Linked DNA regions of Homo sapiens: all the other regions are linked to region 2. The links are chromatin loops, found by intact Hi-C in ENCODE. Cell type or tissue: PC-3. All regions are shown on one strand. Links, peaks and the distances in the headings refer to the core of each region. The heading gives the core; the rest is flanking DNA.

Evidence for each region. Hi-C counts contacts between places; a loop is a spot of excess contacts. Peaks named below come from ENCODE experiments on the same cell type or tissue, not always from the same donor. Only the 100,000 strongest peaks of a DNase experiment are listed, where the experiment ranks them.
Region 1: it touches region 2 in a loop (27-fold over the local background); 5 of 110 quality-filtered maps call a loop at or near these places.
Region 3: a loop joins it to region 2, with 8 times the contacts of the local background. A loop is called at or near these places in 7 of 110 quality-filtered maps.

What each region holds. Positions count from the first base shown.
Region 1 is chr3:25,958,976-25,964,832 of GRCh38, forward strand. The region is part of intron 1 of LOC124909357 (a long non-coding RNA gene); the gene reads left to right. Among named protein-coding and RNA genes, the nearest start is that of LINC00692, 88 kb to the left of the region's middle. In PC-3, for the core only: CTCF peaks have their summits at 3,501 and 3,700; a DNase peak (open chromatin) is centred at 3,466.
Region 2 is chr3:25,840,782-25,846,638 of GRCh38, forward strand. The region is part of intron 3 of LOC105377000 (a long non-coding RNA gene); the gene reads left to right. Among named protein-coding and RNA genes, the nearest start is that of LINC00692, 30 kb to the right of the region's middle. In PC-3, for the core only: CTCF peaks have their summits at 2,736 (motif pointing right) and 2,936; no DNase peak of the experiment used is centred there.
Region 3 is chr3:26,115,035-26,120,891 of GRCh38, forward strand. No RefSeq gene overlaps it. Among named protein-coding and RNA genes, the nearest start is that of LINC00692, 240 kb to the left of the region's middle. RefSeq lists an enhancer at 2,808-3,307. In PC-3, for the core only: a CTCF peak has its summit at 3,394 (motif pointing left); no DNase peak of the experiment used is centred there.

The DNA of each region.
Region 1 (5,857 bases), core at 2,223-4,722, 120 kb after region 2:
AAGCTGATTTTCCTCATTCATTACAACTCTTCTGAAACTTTAGGCTTGACGTCTTACAATCATATTTAATTCCACCTGCTGCTTCATTCCCACTCGCAGACATTAAACAACCCAGTCGTCTCTTCTTTCTACCTTCTCTTCCTTTCCAGCACCTCATGTTATACCTTATATTAATTATTTAGGCATATGTTGTATTTGCTACATTTGATTATGAACACCTGGACACAAGAACCTGTCTTATTCATGTCTAGATGTGCCTCCTGGCATCCAGCATAGTACCTTTCATGGAGTAGGTATTTAACAAATGTTGGATGAATATCATATCACAGTCATTTGCTCTGTATCCAATCTTCCATTACTTCCAACATGGCCCTATTTTCCAATCATAGCCTACCCGTTCTTCCTTAGTCTCCTCTCTCACTTACTGTTTATCTCAGCTGGAACATGTTTTCTTTTTCTTTCCTTAAGAAATATTATATAATTCCTTTCCAGAATTAGTTTCCCAGGCTTATTATGGAGCAATATATTAAATATTAGACTATGAAGAAGCAGGATGAGACTCTCTACTCATTGATATTTCACAAGGGTATGAGGCTGATCATGGAGAACATGAGTATTTAGCAAGAGCCGCATGCCCTGTGATATCCTAGTCATGCAGGTCTCCCATTCTAGTTACGTGATAAATTTAGATCTTGAAATGATTGTGGCTTATTTCAATAGTTACTCAACCATTCATTTGACAGATATGTATTGAGTGACTTCTGTTCCAGGCACTGGGAATAGCAGTAAACAAAAACAGTGATCCTTGCTCTCATACGGTTTAATTTCTGGTAAGGGGTGATATAAAATAACCAAATACGTAAATATAGATTGTGTCAGATAAGTGCTGTGAAGGAAAATAAAACTGAGTAAGGAGAATAGGAAGTTGAATTCTATTACATTGAATGCCATGGAAGATCTCAACTGAGCAGAGGAATCAGGAGGCTATTACAGTAATCAGGCAGGAAATGGTGCTGGCTTAAATCAAGGGACAAATGTGGAGATGGTGAGAAGACATAAGATTTTGGGTGTATTCTGAGGGTATAGCTAACAGGATTTGATGATGGACACGATATAGGATGCTACAAAAGAGAGGAGTGAAAGATGACTCTAATGCCTGAGCAGCTGGAAGGATAAATTTGCCATTTACTGAGATGGGGAAATTTAGGAGAAATAGCTTGAGACGTGGGTAGGGAGGATTCAGCGGTTTGATTTTGTACACCTTCAAGTTTGTTGACTAGACAGTTAGGTATACCAGGAACCTGTAGTTTACAGGAGGGATTGGGCTAGAGAAAAAATGGAATTTAAAATGTGAAGCGGGATAAGGTCACTTAAATAAACAAAGGTCCAAGAACTGAGTCTTACAGTATTTCAACACTAAATAGGGAGCAGCCAGCAAAATATACTGTAAAGGAATGCCCGGTGAGGTAGTAAATAATCAAGAGAAAAGGGTGTCCTGGAGCCAAGGGAAGAAAGCATTTTGAGAAAGAAGTGATTATCTGTATCAAATGCTGCTGATGGGTCAACTCAGGTGATGACTGAGAGTTTACCATTGGATTACCAATGGGGAGGTCATTGGTAACCTGTAGGAGGGCTGTTATAGTTGAGTGGTAGAAGTCTGAATGGAGTGAGATCTGGAGATAATGTTAGGGAAGGCATTAGAGATGGAATCGATCATGCTTTGGAGGAATTTTGCTTTAAAGTGGAAGAGGTAAATGGAGTCACTGTTGAGGGTAATGGGAAGGTTTTTTTTTTTTTATTAGCGCTGTTTTAGTTTGTTTATGTACTGATAGACATGATCCAGTAGAGAGAAAAAAATGATGAAGGAGGGAAAATGATTAATTGCTAGTGGGGCATCCTTTAATAGGTGAGAGAGTTGCAGACAAATGCAGGGATGAGGCTTAGAAAAGAGCTACACTGTTCATCTTTGTAACAGAAGGGCTGGCAGAGGACAAGGGAACAATGGGGCAGATTGGAATGAGTCAGGAGAATGCTGGCAGGAAACTGATAGCATACTCAAATGGGGTAATTGAGGAGAGGTTAATAAAGTAATTACTTACAAGAGTAGGAAATTTGAAGAAACTAGCAAGAGCTGGAGAAGCACCTTATGTGAGCAATAGCAGGGAGCTGTCACCACTCTAGGCCTGGAGAGTCAAGTGAAAGGGCTGTTATTGGACCCCAGCATGAGCTCTAGCTGGAACTATGACTGTAGGAGAGGGCCGCAGGAGAGGACCTGGGGACTTCGGGAGAGGCAGTATAGCAATTACCAACTCACAGCTCAGAACAGACGGAGCCAGGGAAACAAAGCCCTGGATCTCACTCTCCTCCCACCCTGAGTTCTCTGACCCTCCCATTGGCTCAACTAATCAGTATCCAGAGGGCAAGAAACTGGTGCAGTCCATACAGCGCAGCCTCCCAGGGCACAGAACACAGTGGAGAAGGGCAGGGATGGATCTCAAGGGGAAAATCGAGAATGTCCAGCATAATTGTGACGGAAATGTGGGGAGGTTGTCTTCAAATTACTTCTATTTTCTCAGTGAAATAGAAAGTACTATTCTCAACTGAGAGTAAGGATTACGAATGTATTGGAAGTTTAAGGAGAGAGAAACTGTAAAATAGTAATTGGTAGAGGAGGAGAGCAAAAGGACTAGGGAAAGAGTATCATTACTGGGCCCATTTGAAAACTTTCTTAGGCTAGTGATTATGAATGTAAAGTAAGATAAATCAGCCTGAGTTTGAAATCTTCACGAACCATATTCATCTGTCTGGAGGAAAGCACAGTGTTTTAAAAGAGCTACATTTTGGTTGAGTTTGGCAGGAGAGTACAATAAAATGTGAAAGCACAAGAAGAAAGAGACTGTAATGACAGACCATGCACTATAAATTCATATACAGGGAAGTCTGGATACAGGGGAATTAGTAGATAAGGCTGTAAAAAACTGGGAGGACAAATAATTTTTGGAGTCAAGAGTAGTAAAGGAGTGAGCTGAAAGACAGGAGACAATGATCAGAGACTCAGACTATGGGAAGGGGATAAACTTATTGGCAATGGCAGGGTCTATATATAGGGTACAACAGAGAGTGAGTTGTTAAAGTTAAGGAGAAGATTACTGGAGGTGAAGTGGTCAGGAAAATGAATTGAAAGGATCAGACTCATGGACTTTGAAATTGCCCGAAATAATGACAATAATAGAGATGAACAACAATGGTCCAGAAGTTGGAATCCTCAAGGAATGTGGGGATGGTCTGGTAGTCTGTAGATGACTGCTATAAAGAGGAGTAGTGGGAAGCACAGATTGATGCGTGAACTTCAGAGTTGGAGGGGGTAGTTGGGAGAAGGGAGGGATCATGACTTGGAAAGAATACCGAGATGCAAGGAAGACTTCCATTCATCCGTCAGTCTCAGTGGCATGAGGAATGTGAGGAAAGAAACAGACACCACCTGGTGGAACTTCAGGGAAATCAACCTCTCAGGTGAGAGCCAGAGCTCACTGAGAGCAGGAAAACAAAGGAAGAAAAAAAAAAAAGATACTAAGCACTTACTGTGTGTCAGGAACTCTTCAACGATGTTCTATATATTCATTTAATCCTTAAAACAGTCTCTCCAAGGAAGGTATTATTTTAACTCCATGTGATAGATGGGGAAATTAGAGCATAAAGAGGTTAAGTACCTTGCTTATGATCCTGTGAGAAGTGAGGGGAAGAGCTGGGAATTCAACTCAGATGGTCCATCTTGAATCTCAATGTACGTAATAACCACTGTGTTTTAAAACCCAGCCACAGGCATTTGAAGAAGGGGCTTTCGTTGGTGCTTCACCATGAGTTCCAGAGAGTACAGTGGAAGGATTTGGGACTTGGAGAAAGGTGGATGGGTCAGAATAGGGATTGTACAGAGCCATACGGGATGTAGGATAAACTGAGATTTGGATGTTCATAATTTTGAAAGCATATGAAATTAATGCTGATGGTGTCTAGGAAAGGTAGGTATGGTGAGGCTGTGTTGGGGTAATGGTGCCGAGGACAGGAGAGTCCCTGTCAAGAGCACAAGCTCAATGTCTCCCTCATCGCTTGTGCTGGTGGAGGCTAAGGCTGGTGAGAGACAGTTTTACTTGGAGTATAAGGAGATTTGGGGCCTCCTCTTCACTCAACCCACTGCCTTTTTTTTTTTTTTTTTTTTTTTAACAATTACTGCTGACATCCAGGAAGTTTATTATTAATGAATAATTTAATATTAAAATATGTTAATTTTAAATGTAAATGAACATATTTATATGTGTGAAAACATGTTCATATGTGAAAATATTTAAATAATGAACAATTTAAAAATTATCCCAACTTTTCATTTGGCACATCGCTTTGAAATATAAATTTTCTCATCAATTTATTAAAGGGATCCTATTACCTTTACAAAATGAGAACTCTTACAAATCTCCTTACATCTATTTATGCTTTATAGTTTATAAAACATCTGTGCACACACTATTTTATTTATGCACTTTACCAAGTACCAGTGTTCAGCTCTGTTTCTGGAATATTTTTGGCATGAAAAGTTCACTTATGTAGAGGGTGGACAAATGAAATATTGAGTTTGATGAAGGGCAGGGAGTGAAAATGTGAGACGTGGAAATACTCAAAATTTTCATTAAACATTTTTTCTCCTTAGTTTTTAAAAATGAAAACATTTTTATCATATTCTTCAAAGGGTAGAACAGAGAAAAATTAGCATAAAACTCTTGGCAGAAACTTTTCAATGAGCATTTATTACAGGAATCGACTGCATTTTAAGTGGAATGACTTAGACACTCAGCTTTGCACTTGGAAAAGCATATGGTAATAATAAGAGAAAGCATTTGAAGTGTCCAATCTGGTCAAACTGCATTTTCACTCTTATTGATGAATCGGCAAGAGAATAGTTTTATACATCAAAGTTATTTATTAAATTTTGAGCCATTTGTGCAATAGGTATTTGCTGTTAATAGAAACCATCAGCATGTTGGAGATGACTTTCAGAGTGATTTTTCTTTTGTTAAAAAGAACAGCAGGACAAAAAGAAACTAGCTAGAGAAAAAGGTAATGGTTTTTTTCTTGCATAAATAAATCACTTGCTTCTTACCCACTCACAGTGGTTTCTTCCAAGTGAAGAAATTCTACTGATGTGAGATTTCATACGTCTTTCTGCTTTTTTCTTTCTTTTTAACTCACTAGTGATTTGCTTGAGTGGTAAAATTGGAAGTAATAACTGGCATGCCTAGTTCAGCTCTGTGCTTCTTGCTTAACATGGTCTAGTACCACATGGTCTGGATACATGACCACACTTAATTCTGGGATGCAGATAGCAGGGATTTTTGGCTTTCATGCTAAGTTATATACTGTAAGCCTTAAAAAGAAAAGATAATATTTTGGTTCCCTCTGCCACTTCGTTGCTTTATTCCTAAAATTGTTCAAAAGCTGAGACATAATAGTGTTATGGTGATTAAATTATATAATAAACTGGAAGCTTTCTCAGGCCTTCAGAACTGGTTTAGATGCTTCTCTTATGTGCCTGCAAAACTCCTTGTACTCCTCCCTTTCCTGGTGCACTTTATAACTCTTAAAACACTTTATTATTGGTTTAATGCCTCTTTCTTTGCTACAATATAAAGTCTGTGGTAATGACCAAGTCTGTCTTGTTCATCTTGGTATTGCTAGAACCTGACATGGTGTCTGACAAATAGTAGACATCCAATTTGTGGAATAAATAAATGGATAAATCAATGAGTGAGCCACTGCTTGAGAAAAGATGAAGTTCCTAATTTAGGTAGTAAATGAGAAAAACAGA
Region 2 (5,857 bases), core at 1,179-3,678:
AAACCCTCCATAAAATAAAAGCCCAGGACCAGGTGGCTTCATGAGTGAATTCTACCAAACATTCAAAGAAGAATTAATGCTAATCCATTCTAAGCCCTTTCAAATAATAGAAAAAGGAGAAATGGTTCTAAATTCACTCATGAGGTCAGCATTATCTTGATACCAAAGCCAGACAAAGACACCACAAGAAAACTACAAGTCAATATCCCTCATGAATACAGACACCAAAATCTTCAATAAAATACTAGCAAACTGAAAACAACAGCACATTAAAAGGATCATGCATCATGATCAGGTGGGATTTATTCCTAAGATGAAAGGATAGTTCAATATACACAAACCAATTGATGTGGTATACCACTTTAACAAAATAAAGGACAAAAATCTTATGATCATCTCAGTCTATGTAGAAAAAACTTTTGACAAAATTTAACATTCATTCACTATAAAAATCTCTCAATAAAATAGATATAGAAGGGACTTGTTTCACCACAATAAAGACCAAATATGAAGAAAACCACAGCTAACATTATACTCAATGTTCAAAATTGAAAGCTTTTCCTCTAAGATCAGAAATAAGACAAGGATGCCCATTCTCTCCACTTCTATTTATCATAGTACTGGAAGTTCTAGCTAGGGTAATTTGACAAGGAAAAAAAATAAAAGTAATACAAATTCTAAAGGAAGTAGTTAAATTGCCTCTGTTTGAAGATGACATGATCTGACATATAGAAAACCATAAAGACTCCACCAAAAAACTGTCAGAACTGATAAACAAATTTAGTAAAGTTGCAGGATGCACAACAGACATACGAAAATCAGTTATGTTTCTATACACAAATAACAAACTATCCAAAAAGGTAATCTAGAAAACAATTCCATTTATCATAGCATAAAAAATACTTAGAAATAAAATTAACCAAGGAAGCGAAAGATCTGTATCCTAAATCTATAAAATATTGATGGAAATAATTGAAGAAGCCACAAATAAATGACAAGATATTCCATGTTCATGGATCAGAAAAATTAATATTGTCAAAATGTCCATACCACCTAAAATGATTTATAGATTCAGTGCAATCCCTATCAAAATTCCAACGCCATTCTTTAACAGAAATAGAAAAAATAGTGCTTAAATTCATATAGGACCACAAAAGACACTGAAGAGCTAAAGCAATCTTGAGAAAGAAGAACAAAGCTGGAGGCATTACACTTTCTGATTTCAAGTAATATTACAAAGATTACAGTAATTAAAGCAGTATGATAGTGCCATAAAACAGACACATAGACCAATGGAAAGCATAGAGGGCCCAGAAATAAACCCACACTTGTATAGTCAATTAATCTTCAACAAAGGTGCCAAGAATACACAGTGATGAATGGATATTCTCTCCAATAAATAATGTTAGAGTAACTGAATATCCACATGCAAAGGAATGAAATTGGGCCCTTATATTACACCATGCACAAAAATCTACTCAAAATGGATTACAGACATAAGACCTGAAACTATAAAACTACCAGAAGAAAACATAGAGGAAAAGTTCCTTGACATTGGCCTTGGTAATGATTTTTTTGCCAAAAGTACAGGCAACACATGGACTACATCATACAAAAAAGCTTCTGTATGGTAAAAGAAACAACCAACAAAATGAAAAGACAACCTATAGAATGGGCAAAAATATTTGCAAATCATATATCCTATAAAGGATTATTATCTAAAATATATAAGGGACCTCAATAGCAAAAACACAAATAACCTAATTAAACCATTGGCAAAAAAACTGAATAGATATTTTCCCACGGAAGAAATATAAATGGCCAACAGGTATATAAAAAGATACACAACATCACTAATCATCAGAGAAATACAAATAAACACCACAGTGAGATATAACCTCACAGTTGCGATGATTATTATCAACAAGTTGAAAGGTAACCAGTGTTGGCAAGGCTGTGGAGAAAAGGGAACCTTTGTACATAGTTGGAGGTACAGCCATTGTGGAAAATGGTATGGATGTACTTCGAAAATTAAAAATAAAACTACCATACAATCCATCAATCCCACTGCTGGGTATATATCCAAAGAAAATAAAATTATTGTCTCAAAGAGATATCTGCACTCCCACATTCATGCAGCATTTATTCAAGATATGGAAACCAATGTAAGTGTCCACTGACGAATGAATGTGCAAAGGAAATGCGACACACACAGGAATATTATTGAGCCTTACAGAAGAAGAAAATCCTGCCATTTGTGATAACATAAATGAACCCAGGAGACATTATGCTATGGGAAATAGGGCAGGAACAGAAAGATATACACATGTGATCTCACTTATATGTAAAACATAGATATGGAGAGTAGAAGACTGAAGTGTAGGAGAAATGGGGAGATATTAGTCAAAGGGGATAAAATTTCAGTTGTAAGATTAATGAGTTCTGGAGATCTAAAGTACAGCATGGTTAATAATTATGTATCACATACTTAAAATTTGTCTAGAGAGTAGATCTTAAGTGTTCTTGCCATGCACACTCATACACACAAAATGGTTACTATGTGAGGTAATGGGTATGTTAATTAGATTGATTATGACAATCATTTCACAATGTATACATATATCAAAACATCACAATGTATACCTTAAATATATACAATATTTATTTGTAAATCGTACTTCAACAATTCTGGAAAAAATAAAATAAAACAAATCTAAATGGCCACATGATGGTGCCAAAACCTTGGTTAGTTAATATGTCTTTTCTGTGGCGCTTGCACATTCCCTTTTCTACAGAAATGTTTCTACCTTGTCTTAGTTATTTTACTTAAAGAAGGAATCAATTAAGCATAAATGAATTTGTGTGTATGTTTGCACAGTAACCGTCTATTTCTAACAATGTTCTTAAGTCAACTGGTAGCCCTTACTTCACTCTCATTATTTTATACTTTTACTTGTAAAATTGGAGTTTTGTAAACCCAGTGTAGCACATTCTCGGAATGGTGCAGAAGGGGGATACAATTCTATATTAATTTATCTAGGAATGAGACCAGTAGGACTTCAATATAATAGCATTCTCTTTTTGGGAGGCATGAAGAAATTTTTCTATAGCACTTTTGGAAAATATACCAAGCTTCAATAAGAGATATTTATAAAGCAGGTGAACCAGACACCCAGATATGACATTTAACATGACTAGGTAGAGGTAGTTCTGTACCCTATGTATTCTTAATTAATCCTACGTATCCCAGGATCCTTAACTAATCCTGAAGGTATGGATTAATGAAAATCCAAACCACATGGTCAGATTTGCTCATCTTTTTCCCCAAATTATCTTGCCAGTTATTGAATATACACCATGGAGTGGAGAAATTAGTAAATATTAGAGATGTAATTTTTAGCACCTCTTGGAGACTAAAGTAAGGATCATTTACTCACTTAACAAACATTCTCCGAGTGTTTACTATAGGATAAGGACTATGAATTTAAGATTGGCAAATTACTTTTAATGCCATAAACTACCACCTTCTAGAACTGTATATGCCATAAGTACTCAAAGTGACAAGGATCACCAAACATAAAAACTTAAGTGCTATCAGGGTCTAGAATCATAAGTCTCACCCAGTCTTAAGAAGCCTCTACCATGTGTTGGTTCTGCAAGGTGCCAGAAAACAGCAAAATCTGGAAACATGTGTGCCATTACATTGTTATTAAGTGCCATGAAATATCAAGATATGACTAGTGCCACTGACATCTAGAACAAGCTCTTCTAGTTTCTACACCAGATGTCAGCAAACTATATCTTGCAGGCATAATATCTTCTTTTTAAAATGAAGGTTTGGCCAGGCATGGTGGATCATGATTGTAATCCCAGCACTTTGGAAGCCTGAGGGGGGAGGGTCACTTGAGGCCAGAAGTTTGACACTAGCCTGGATAGACAACATGGGGACACCCCATCTCTACAAAAATTAAAAAATTAGCCAGGCATTGTGGTGCATGCCAGTAGTCCCGGCAACTCAGGAGGCTGAGGCAGGAGAATCACTTAAGCCTGGGAGGTTGAGGCTGCAAGCCATGATTGTGCCATTGCACTTCATAAGCCTGGGTGGCAAAGTGAGACTTCACCTAGAAAAAAAAAAGTTTTATTGGAACACAACTAGGACCTTTTCATTTACACATTGTCTATAGCAGAGTTAAGTAATTGCAACAGAGATCTTTTGCCTGCAAAGCCTGAAATCTTTCCTATCTAGCTCTTTTAAAAAAAGTTTGCTGACACATGCTGTAGATTCTCAAATGCCACCCATCTATAAACACGTGTCATTAATTCTTAGAACCAGATTTGCTTCACATGGTTTAAATCAAAACTATTACTGTGCAACCAACACCCAGAACACAACTGCTTCAATAAGCAGACAAGCAAAAAACCATCTTGGGAGCAGTAATTAAGCACTAGCAAAAGCTCCTAAGAAAGTGTGTAGACTATATCTTTGTGTTTCATTCAGAATAAGATGATAGAATATAGATTATAGGTTTCTCACATTAAAATTTCCATGTTAATTCTCAATTAAATTCTCATGTTAATTGTTACTGACCATAATTTTGACTTTTCTTAGGAATACTGTTTTTGAACGAGAAGAAACAAAGAGAAGGAAGCAATATTTTTTACATATATGAATTCTTCTTGGATATTAGTTCTCAGTTTCAGGAGTGCTGATTTCATTAACCTTGAAATATTGGAGTTTGTATAAAAGGTTATGAATATAAATGAACTCAGTGTTAAAACCTGTCAACATCTACTTTAAATAGCAATGTAAACGCTGTTAGAAATAAAAGGCTGTTGTGGCAAGCTTTGTGACTAGGTTGATGCGAGTGCTAGAAGGCACAAAGATTATGCCATATAATGCTATTCTGTTACTTGCTTAATTTTAAAAATGTGAAGGGAAAAGTTTTATGTCTGGCTTTGTGTAGCAGGTTAGAGCTGGACCATTGGGGTTCTCAGATACAGAAGGAACAGATTGGCTGGTATCTAAGACTTAGAAGTCAGTCTGAAAACAACATGTTCTTGAGAGTAAGCAAGAAATCAAAACAATTCATATATTAAATGTTCCACAAGATCCTTGGCTACCATCAAAGATAAACAACAAAAGACATGAACTGGAATGCAAATGCTATTCAACCGATTGTGTGACACTGGGCAAGATACTTAGCTAATCTAAATCCTGGTTGTTCATGAATAAACTGAAGCTCATCATCATCATCATTACCTTCATTATCACCACTATCATCATCATTATCATCATCATGATATAACCTTCACTAGTATTTGGAAGTTGTTTATTATAGGTCACCCTTAACATAGATCATCTCTTTTAATCCTAACATAAAACACGTATTATTGTCCTTATTTGACAGATGAGGAAATCAAAGCTTAAGGTAGAAGTAACATTCCGAAGGTAACACAGGAGTCAATGACAGAGTTGGGCTGCTCCATGACCCAGTCTTTTAAACCCGTGCTAATGAAAATCCTTTTCTGGTATATCCATATATTACTGGTGGGTTTTTATAAACAAAATATTTTATTTTCTCCAGTGTATTTTTTCTGCATATTCCAAATTTTCTCCAATAATGTATGCTATTATTTTCTCTTTTTTCAATTTTTATTGAATGTAAAATAATGTAAAAATTAATATAAATAAAATTAATAAAAAATTAATAAAAATTAATAATGTAAAATTATTTACATTATTTTCTCTTTTTTCAATTTTTATTTACTTGACATATAATAATTGTACATATATATGGGGTAGATAGTGAGTTCCAATACATACCAGATATAGCAATAAAATCAGGGTAACTAGCAT
Region 3 (5,857 bases), core at 1,998-4,497, 280 kb after region 2:
TCCCCTTTCTTGCAGTGCCCTCTACCTTGTACACACTCCCTCACTGCCCAAATAGCCCTTGATTATAATTATGTATATACATGTTTGCCTTTCTTATTGGACTCTGAGATCCTGACAGATTGGGACTATAACTTACTTGTCTTTTTATCTTTAATGCTAAGTAGACTCATTCTTTTTAGTTATTATCTATCTCTGTTCTTGACACAGTAGATCTTTGTCTAATGTTTGTTAAATGACAAGTGAAAACATTCTAAGTGAACTTGGCTGAATTTAAAGAAGAAAAGCATTTGGGGCCTGTAGTCAATTGTTAGTCATAGATTTGAGGAGATGATGGGGAGTTCTTGTGTTAGAAAGGTCCCTTGGCATGGTGATGGTCTCAGCCTTTTTTCCTGCTTACTCTCTGTGAGTTTTTGGCATTTTCTTTTCTCTGATATTCTTTAGCTTGTTGGCATTGTGACTTTGAATGTTTTGTTAGGCAATTTCCAAATTTACAAGTTTCAAGGAAGCATAATAAAGTTGATAGAAGGGACAGCACTGACACCAAAGTAAAAAATCTTGGGTAAGAAAGAATGAGTGACCAAAAAACGCTTAATAGACCTAAAATATTTATTGGTAATGATGTTTCAAAAGGAATATATGTCTATGTGAGCATATTCAAGGGAATTCCTTATTCTAAGTATGTTGCATTGCCATTAACTCTATTCCAGCCAGGATAAATGATTCCTGCACTTAAAGTGTACATCAAAGACTCATTTTAGCTTTTAGTATAATTACCCTCTATACTTTCAGTATTCTCAAACAATATTCTGAATGACTAATTTTTTAAAACTATAGATTACAGGAAAATAAACCCTCAATTTTTTTAAAAAAAGTATCTACTTTAAAATGTTTTGCTTGATTTTTTAATAGTTTCTACTATGCAAAGAATCAACTTCAAGTTAAATGGCTTGTCTGGTAATTAAATGGAAATTTCTCTCAATATAAATACTCTAAAACCAAACTTGTAGTTATTGCTGTAGTGAGAAGCAAGAGCTTTTAAACCCATATATTAGATAAAATATATTAGTGTCTCAATATCTTAGATTAAAACTGAAACTCTCTACTCATTAAACAATAAATCTCCCTTTTACCTTCCCCCAACCTCTGGTAACCATTATTCTACTAACATCAGCTCTGTGATTTTGATTACTCTAAATATCTTGTAAGTGGAATAATACAGTGTTTGTCTTTTTGTGACTGGCTTATTTCACTTAATATAATGTTCTCAAGGTTCACCTGTGGTATAAATGTATGTGAGAATTTCTTTCTTAAGGCTGAATGATATTCAATTGTATGTATATACCACATTTCACTTATCCCTTCATCTGTTGATGGGCACTTGCATTGCTTCCACATTTTAGCTATTGTGGATAATGCTGATATGAACATTGGGGTAAAAATATCTCTTGGAGGTTTGTTTTCAATTCTTTTGGGTATATACCCAGAAGTGACATTGCTGGATCATATGGTAGTTTTTTGAAAAACAGTCATATTCTTTTCCACAGCTGCTATACCATTTGACATTTCCACCAACATTGCTGCAATTAGTTCACATCCTCACTAACACTTGTTATTTTGTTTTTTTAAATTGTAGCCATCCTAATGGGTGTGAGGTGGTATCTCCTTGTAGTTTTCATTTGCATTTCCCTAGTGATTAGTGAAGCTGAACATCTTTTCATGTGATTTATAACCATTTGTGTGTGTTCTTTGGAGAAATGTCTATTCAAGTCCTTTACCATTTTTAAATTGGGTTATCTGTTTTTGTGTTGTTAAATGTTAGGAATTCTCTATATATTCTAGATATTAATCATTTGCCAGATATATAATTTGCAAATATTGCCTCCATTTTTGTGGGTTTCCTTTTTCTTTCTGTTGATTTTGTCTTTTGATGCACAAAAGTTCTAATTTTATGAAATTCAATTTGTCTATTTTTCCTTGTGTTACCTGTGCCTTTGTTGTTATATCCAAGAAATCACTGACAAATGTAATGATATGAAGCTTTTGCTGTATGTTTTCTTCTAAGACTTTTATAGTTTTAGGTCTTTGACCAAATCTGAGTTAATTTTGGTATATGATGTTAGGCAATAAGATGTTATTCTTCTGCATGTGGATATCCAATTTCTCAGCACCATTTGTTGTAAAGGCTGTCCTTTCTCCATTGAATGGTCTTGGCAATCTTGACAAAAATCATTAGAGACTTTTTAACAAGATGGCCAACTAGATGCAACTGGGAAGTGCTGACTCCACTGAAAGAGACGAATATTTTGACTAAACCAACATAATTTGAACAGATTTTTGGAGAGAAAATACTGAGACTGGATGCAGAAGTGACATAGAAGCTGAGACTGAAGAGAGAGAAAGCTGGGAACCCTGGGCATGGTGCTCGAATGCTAGAGTTGGTTCCCACCTCCAAATGGCTCTTGGGGAAGGGGTGAGTGAAGGGACTGTGGGACCGCCCACTGTTGCTGTGTACCTCTAGGGATCCTAGCTGCAGGGGACCCCACATCACACATGGACAGTTGAGTTGGCAGGGGGATCTTCCCAGATAGTAGATGGAAGTGGGCCTTAAGCCAGTAGGGAGCCAGGGGCCTCCGTACACAGGACAGCTCTGTCGGCCATATCCCAGGGCTCCCCATCTTCCTCCAAGAGACTCTGGCCCCGTTTAACTGTGGCCAGGAGGAAGTGGAGCTGACTTCCCTGTAGGTCTGCCTGCCTGCCAGTCCTTCCCAGGCCCCCTGCCTGGCCACCAACCAGGAGACTATACATAATACAGCCTCGATGACCAACCTGGGTACTTTGCTCCATCTGAGTGCATTCCCAGCAGCCTGGGAGCACTTCAAATCCCCCAGCACACCTGGAACCCAACCCAGAGGGTGGGGATGATGGAGCCACAGGCCAGTCCTGGCAGCCCAGGGCTGCCATGCACCACTTGGGATTGCTAAGCCTGGGGTCCACTCGAGTTGGGGAGGAGCTTACCCTCTCAGAGCACTGAGAGGGAAGAGACGTAGGTTTGTGGGATAGTGTGGGACCAGGGTGTTTCTCCCTCCACAGGGCCAGTTTGGAAAGGATGTGATCTATCTCCCTGCTGTGGCTTCTGCCTGAAGGACTCCAGCAGCCTGGAACACCTAACAAAAGAAACACGGGCACAGTGCAGTGATCAGAGAGGGAGGCTCTCCCAAGGCCCAGGAATGGACCTGGTAAGGGAGAAACCTTCCTCTCCAACCCTCTACCCAGCACCTCTCCCCACCCCCCAATTGCAGAGCACAGCTGCAAACTTGAGGAAATGCAAAGGAGCTGCGTGGCTCAAAGCTTATCTACTGCTCTTTACTCTTAAGCACCATCTACTGGGTCACAGCCCAAACTACAACACAAGAGATATTTTGCTAATATACCCCCCTGTGAAACCAAGGGCAAGAATTTGGCCACAAAGACCCTGTACAGAGCTTTTGACCTCTGAAAACATACAGAAATGAAGCCAACAACTTACATCACAATTAAAGGAACAACAGCCCTCCAAGATGAGAAAGAATCAGTGCAAGAACTCTGGAAATTCAAAAAGCCAGTCCCCTTATCACTAAACAAGTCCATTAGCTCCATAGCAATTGTTCTTAACCAGTCTGAAATGACTGAAATGACAGATATGGAATTGAGAACCTGGATGGCAAGGAAGCTCACTGAGGTTCAGGAGAGATTTGAAACCCAATCCAAGGAATCCAAAGAATCCAGTAAAACAACCTAAGAGCTGAAAGACAAAATAACCATTTTAAGCAATAACGAAACTGAAATTCTAGAGCTGAAAACTAGAAAAATAATTGCATAGAAACAAGAATTCCATAATATAATCGAAGTATTAATAGCAGAGTAGATCAAGCTGAAGAAAGAATCTCAGGGCTCAAAGACCAGTTCCTCAACTCAGTCAGACAAAAAATGAAGAAGAAGAAGAAAAAGAACATATAATTAAGAATAAACAACACCTCTGAGAAATAAGAGATTATATAAAGAGATCAAATTTTCAAAGAGAGAAGGAGAAAGAATAAGCAACTTGGAAAATATATTTGAAGATATAGTCCGCAAAAATTTCCCTAATCTCACTAGAGAGGTTGATATGCGATATGGTTGGGGTCTGTGTCCCTGCTCAAATCTCATGTCAAATTATAATCCCCAGTGTTGGAGGTGGGGCCTGGTGAATGGATCATGAGGGCAGATTTCCCCTTTGATGCTGTTCTCGTGATAGTGAGTGAGTTATCATGAGATCTGGTTGTTTAAAGTGTGTAGCACCTCTCCTCTCTCTCTTCCTCCTGCTCCAGCCATGTAAGACAAGCCTGCTTCCTGTTCACCTTCTGCCATGACTGTGAATTTCCTGAGGACTCCCCAGCCATGCTTCCTGTACAGCCTGCAGAACTGTGAGTCAATTAACCTCATCTCTTTATAAATTACCCAGTCTCAGGTATTTCTTTATAGTAGTATGAGAATGGACTAATACAACATGTGTATTCAAGAAACATAGAGAACCCTGGCCAGATACTATACAAGATGATCATCTCAAGGCATATAGTCATCAGCTTCACCAAGTTCAATGCAAAGGAAACAATCTTAAAGGCAGCTAGAGATAAGGGTCAGGTCACATACAGAGGTAACCCCATCAAGTTAGTAGTGGACTTCTCAGCAGAAACCTGAAGAGATTGGGGACCTATTGTCAGCATCCTGAAAGAAAATAAATGCCAACCAAAAGTTTATTTTTATTTTTAAAATAATTTATTTATTTATGAGATAGGGTCTCACTCTCTTACCCAGGCTGGAGTGAAGTGGCATGAGCTCAGCTCACTGCAGCCTCAATATCCCAGGCTCAGGTAGTCCTCCCACCTCAGCCTCCCGAGAAGCTGGGAGCATAAGTGTGTGCCACCACACCCAGCTAATTTCGTATTTATTTATTTATTTTTGTAGAGATGCGGTTTTGCCATGTTGCTTAGGCTGGCCTCAAACTCCGGGGCTCAAGCAATCCATCCACCTCTGCCTCCCAAAGTGCTGTGGTTATAGGTATGAGCCACTGCATCTGGCCCAACCAAGAATTTCATACTCCACCAAACTAAACTTTGTAAGTGAAGAAGAAATAAAATCCTTGCAGACAAGCAAATGATGAGGAAATTCATTTCAACTAAGCCAGCCTTATAAGAGGTCCTCAAGGGTGTGCTAAACCTCAAATCTAAAGGAAAACACCTGCTACCACAAATACACACTTAAGCACATAGCCCACAGACACTATCAGGCAACTGCACAATCAAGTCTACGTAACAACTAGCTAACAACACAATGACAGGATCAAAATCTCACATATCAATACTAACCCTGAATATAAATGGGCTAGATGCCCTACTTAAAATACATAGAATGGCAATCTAGATAAAAAAACATGACCTATCTGTCTGCTGTCTTCAGGGATCCATCTCACCTGTAATGACACCCACAGGCTCAAAGTAGAGGGATGGAGAAAGATCTACCATGCAAATAAAAACAACAAATAAAAGACAAAACAGTGTTTAAACCACTAACAAGAAGGACAAGAAGGGGTATTATGTAATGAAAAAGGGTTGGATCCAAGAAGAAGACTGAAGTATCCTAAATATATAACCAACATTAGAGCACCCAGATTCATAAAACAAGTTATTCTTCACCTAAAAAAAATAATTACCTAGCCACACAATTATATAGGGAGATTTCAGTAGCCCCACTGACAGCATTAGACAGATCACTGAAGCAGAAATCTAACAAAGAAAGACTGGAATTAAACACAACCCTTGACCAATTGGACCTAATAGAA